2 separate regions of the Homo sapiens genome follow, and region 1 is linked to region 2. The links are chromatin contacts, found by Hi-C or POLR2A ChIA-PET in ENCODE. All regions are on one chromosome and are shown on one strand. Each heading gives the region's core, a stretch centred on a gene start or an enhancer-like site at or near the end of the contact. The rest is flanking DNA. Distances are from core to core; before and after follow the strand shown. Region 1 overlaps LRRK2 (leucine rich repeat kinase 2). Region 2 holds the start of LINC02471 (long intergenic non-protein coding RNA 2471).

Region 1 (2,700 bases), core at 180-2,679, 93 kb before region 2:
CTAATTTTTATATTTTTAGTAGAGATGGGGTTTCACCATGTTGGCCAGGCTGGTCTCGAACTCCTGACCTTGTGATCCACCCGCCTCGGCCTCCCAAAGTTCTGAGATTACAGGCGTGAGCCACCATGCCCAGGCACAAATAAAAATTTTTTTAAAACAGATTAGCTGCTTAATGACAAAGCTAAATCAAGAATGATGTAAAGCAAAACTCTACATTGAGATGTGTATATTTGTCACAACTGTTAGTTTCCTTGAAAGTATCCTCTACTGGAAAATGAGCTACACAGGACAGAAAAGGCATTGAATGCTTCCATCTGTACATATGATTCTCTTGTTACAATGTTCATATTTGATGTCAAATGCCTCTGTAAGAATCCCCTTTTTAGTGAAGTTACTTACTGAGGAGGGCCAAACAGCTGAGCGCTGAGATCTGCAATGCTGCATTCTCTGGGTACTGCTGCACAGCTTTCACCACAAACTCATGGACTTCGTTTAATACCAGGATATTGAAAAAATTACCTAAAAGTTAAGTGAAACATTAGCTGAATTCTCATCCATGGAAGTTAAATTACCTTTAACATATAACACTATTTACATCAATAATTTTGAATGGTGATGAATATTCAATGGCATTAAAACATTTACTTTAATTAAAATAGCTTAATATGATTGAGTAAAGTTTTGAAATTTTATTTTATGCTGTCCTTTAATTATCTTACTTAGACAATGGAAGTGATTGAGCAAAAGTAATGATACTAGTTTGCGTTGTATTAACTGTATGTTCTCTGATTCCCTCTCATGTCATGTCTGTGACACACGGCACGACAATATTCATTGTGTAAAATAACTTAATTTTTCTGTCTTTTAAAGTTGAAACTCTTAAATCCATCTTTTGGAAGACCCAATATTAAATCATTTTACTGAAACACTCTTCTTTCACTTAAAGGAATAGTGCTTAGAAAATTCATTGGCATGTTTACCATTATTTGATCTTGTCTATGATGATCTCAGAAAAAAAAAAAAAAAGGTATTTCACCACCTCCAACCCACCCCAGGAAGAAGTCCCATACCTTTTTATACCCACTCTTCTGAGAATTAATATGATATCCAAGAGTCTAAATCCTTATGAGGAAAAACTTTACCTGATACTGCAGAAATATGTACCTTCTTCTATTTGGCTTATTTGTAACTCACTAACAGTTACCAAGCTTCTTTCTAAAACAAGGAATTGAAACTCCTATTCATCTATAAGTGTAACTAAGTGATCTCTGAGATACAAAGCCAGAAATGGAAAATATCCTGTATCATAAAAAACCTAAAGCCCAAACTAAATATTCATCAACGGCCTCACAATCAAAAGGCAGTTTAAGCAAGTATGGAGCTCCTTTACCAACACCTTCCCATGCTGTTGCCTCTTCCACATTCACCCACCAAGCAAAAATTCTCCACAGCCCTTAGTGATCACTAGTGTTTTCAAGAAGATTTTCTTCTACTTTTACCAGCTTGTCTAAACTTGGGTTGTCCCCATCAGTCTCTTTTCCCTATTATACCCACACCACTGCCAACAGCTGTTCGGTCACTGAATCACTGTGTGACTCAGAAAACAGCAGGAAGACTGGACTTATGTTCAGGTAACTTGTGTGAAAATACGTAGCAAATTATACAAAGCCTTTAAATGCATTAAGCCCATAATTAGATTACATAGTTTGGCAAAACGTTAAATATTTATTTACTTGAGGTTTTAATTTTAACTATGAAGAAAAAGTTAAGAGTTTCATTCAGCTACTTTTGAAACAATAACAGCAACAATAAATTCTCTACCCATTAAATGGAACAAATCATCATCCACTAAGAGATAATCAAGAGAAAAAAGATTCTTTACCTGAAGATCAATTTGATCACTTTTTATTTTCAAAAAAAGTTACAGAATAATACAAAAGTTACATATGACATGACAGTTGCCATGTTTTATTTAATTTTAACAGTATAAAATCAAGCAACTTTAATGTGCTGTTCTAGACAATTTGGCAGTCAAGTAGCATTTCCCTGATCACAAAACAAAACCACTTCTTCTTCTGGCTCATTTCAAGAAATTAAGGTGAATTCACATTTTAATGTAACATGTGCAAGTTGTAACTTGACTGTGGTAAATTGTAAAACATGAAACAGAGAATTGTACAGTAGTGTGCTACTCTGACACCTGGATTTAAGAAATCGACTTTGAATTAGATTAAAACATTATCAGATATCAGCCACTTTGTACAACTACAACCTTCTCATGAAAAATAATGAATAAAGGGTCACCTGATAGAGATAAACTAGTAAATGGATACCATGTTTAGAAGAAATACTTTGTTTAGGGATGAAGAAATTTGGGTTCTCAGCCTGATTTCATCCCTTACTGCTTACATAATCTTGAATAAAACACAAAGATTGATGAACCACAGGACCTCATCTGTAAATGTGGAAATAATAACAATATCCCATCTCCCAAGATAGTTGTACGTATCAAAAAATATATATATTTATATATAAATGTATATATTTATATTTGTATATTTATATACATCTGTGTATAAATATGTATATTTATATATAAATGTATATATTTATATTTGTATATTTATATACATCTGTGTATAAATATGTATATTTATATATAAATGTATATATTTATATTTGTATATTTATATACATCTG
Region 2 (2,700 bases), core at 174-2,673:
TGTGACTCAAGATTAGGGAACACTATGTTTTACATAACATCATGCTGATCTAACTCTAGCTTTATGATGTTAACTAATCTTTTCTAAATCCAGAGAGCATAATACCACCCCTTCGAAAAGAAGTGTCCACTTGCCCTTTGGCCAAGCTGTAAACAGACGCACCAAGAAACTTCCTCAGTGAGGCTGTCATCTTGGCATTAGATCCATGAGTCAGAGATTTTGGCTGGCTAAATTGTAAAGACCACTTTGAATAACTTGCAATTGTCTTGTTTCTTAGACTATGCACACTTTCTCTCTTTCAGTTAACGTTAAAATGATATATGCAATAAATTGCATATTTGAGTAAATGACATACGCAATAAATTACAACATATGCAATAAAATCAATTAGGTAGCCTTTTCTGAAATTCAGTAAACCCACCAGGAAGGGTCAGAGATAAACCCTTGATATCTAGCAAAAACAAATAAAAATAAGATTTTCAACAGATCAGTGGATTTCATAAAAGATAGAACGTATAATATGAAAGAAACACTGAGGGTACATGATCATCTGTGAAGCATAATGTAATGAGAACAATACTGGACTTGAACTAAAAGTTTTGTGTTCACAGCCCAGATTTACTCCCAACTATATGATGTTGAGCAAATTACTGAATGTCGCTTAAGCCTACGTTTTTGCATTTATATAAGGATAATAGTACCACCTACCTTACAATATTACTGAAAAAGATTCAACTGGGCAAGGCTAATTAAATAATAATAAAGTATACCATATTCTTAGTTTCCTTTTTTAAAAAATCTTTCCTGAATTTTGGTTAGAGTAAGTCCTGATTCAAAGGACAGATGTGTGTGTCTTCCTTCCTTGAAACTAATACTGTTTCTGGTGAGCTTTTGCTCATCCAACTCTGTAATAGAAATCCCATATTCTTGCTATAAATAAAGGCCTTTATAATTTGTGACATTTACTTCTTACCTAAATATTCTGCAACTGCAGATCTCAGACTCTGGCTCTGTCACATGAAAAAAGTCTTCTGTGTGCTCACTGCGTCAGCATACTCTACCACCCTTTCTGTATCACCTCATATGGTAGGAGCTTACATAATTGTAAAGTGGTTGCATAGCAACCAAATTATCAAACACCTCCATCCCACTTTTTCTGTCTTAAACCCTCAAACAACTAGTGGAGCATTTTCAGTTAACAACAGTCTTTAATCAGAGGAGAGAAAATTCCAGGTTGCTGATTCAGTTATTTCTTTTTATTTACCTCTATTTTTATATTCACCCGGCTCGTGTGAAAAACAAAAACTGAAGTACTCACAGATGAGGCAGTGTTTAGCATCTAAACACACCATATGCCAAGGGATAGATGTTGTTGTTGCAGCTGTCCAAAGTTAGCCAGGTTAACACTGACAAACAGCTTCCCCCAGAACATGAGAAAACCACGGCCGCCTGCTCCTTGTTGGCTGGTGGAGTGAAACAGACTTTACAGTACACTGGATCAGCTAAACTGTGAATTACAGGTGAACCAAAGCCATTCTGTCAGTCATTCAAGGAAAAATGACTTCACTCAGCTAGAGGACACTCCCTTGACAAAAAAAAAAAAAAGGAAAAAGGACTTGAGAAATCATTGAATCAAGACCTTCCTTGCTCAGTTCAATTGATTTGCCTAAAGTCATAAAAACAGTAACTTAGTCGCAAAGATGTAATAAGGAAAAATCTTCCTACTTGAATTAAGGATTCCTCCAAGGAGGCAGCATGATACTGTTTTAAGAGCACAGGGCATTAAGTATAACCACCTTGGTTTACATTCTATTTCTCAATTACAAGCTACCACCAAGTTAACTTTTAGGGGTTTCAGTTTCCACAATGCTACCTTACAGCATTATTTGGAGAGCTGCATAAGACAATCCACATGATATTCATGTTACTGCACCTTGTGCAAGTTAAGTACATGTTAGCAATTATTATTATTATTATTCGGTGGTCTAGGAAATCCAAATTTGTCTGGTCCAGAAACAAACAAATTGTCCTATGTCTTCAAAAGAATGGAGCATCCTACATTCAATGGAACTGTAAAGTCAAATAAGCTTTAAAAATTTAAAACTATATCTAAATCACTGACTATTTGGTTTAAAATTCTGTCCCCCCTGGTTCTTGGATGACTATTCTAAGTGTTCAACAAATTTCACCAGCTCAAAACAGTAACCACATATAATGTGGAATTAAGAAACAAGAGTTTGTATTTCTACCTAAAACTCTCATTTGACCCTTTAAACCAGATTCCAGTTTTTTTTTGCTTTGTTTGTTTGTTTGTTTGTTTTTTGGTGGGAGGAAAGAGGAAGAAAATGAACAAAACAAAAATATATGCAGTATAAGAAACCCGGTCTAGTTTGAGCCTTGAGCCATGACGTAAACATTCTTTTAAAGAGAAGCTTCCATGATTAATTACTACAGTTTATTTTTTCCCCCTCTAGGAAATCAACAATCAACTAGATGTAACACTTGGGAGAGTTTATTTTTGGCTAGCCTAGTAATTATAGCCAGAACAGAGCAGGGCAGGTAGATAGGAAATATTTTAGAAACTATTTTATCAAAGCATCAGGATTTTCAAAAAGAACAAGGCAGGGGTTCCCTCCCACACTTAAAATAACAATGAAAAACATGGCTGCGGTTAGATTCTTTAAGAAAAAGAATAAGTTT

Evidence for each region. A loop is a pair of places that touch in the nucleus more often than their neighbours do. ChIA-PET counts read pairs that join two places held with the same protein, here RNA polymerase II (POLR2A). Pooled maps may share reads with other maps.
Region 1: a map of lower lobe of right lung shows a loop between it and region 2 (3-fold over the local background). The contact joins the enhancer-like site here to the promoter of LINC02471 in region 2. A Hi-C loop is called at or near these places in 2 of 168 maps with a recorded cell type or tissue (heart right ventricle and lower lobe of right lung), 10 of 37 single-sample maps with no recorded cell type and 5 of 50 pooled maps. POLR2A ChIA-PET finds 5 or more read pairs at or near these places in 7 of 52 experiments (B cell, GM12878, MCF 10A and 4 more).

What each region holds. Positions count from the first base shown.
Region 1 is chr12:40,247,645-40,250,344 of GRCh38, reverse strand. LRRK2 (leucine rich repeat kinase 2) reads right to left here. Exons shown (of 51, transcript NM_198578.4): 8 at 400-519. Among named protein-coding and RNA genes, the nearest start is that of LRRK2, 24 kb to the right of the region's middle. Within about 2 kb of position 1,429, at least 2 of the 41 ENCODE cell types and tissues checked have a DNase peak (open chromatin) inside an H3K27ac peak, as active enhancers do; they include B cell and OCI-LY7, where a contact is called at or near this core.
Region 2 is chr12:40,154,962-40,157,661 of GRCh38, reverse strand. It overlaps LINC02471 (long intergenic non-protein coding RNA 2471), which reads right to left and starts at 1,423. Exons shown (of 2, transcript NR_146526.1): 1 at 1,319-1,423. The region is part of intron 6 of LRRK2-DT (LRRK2 divergent transcript); the gene reads left to right.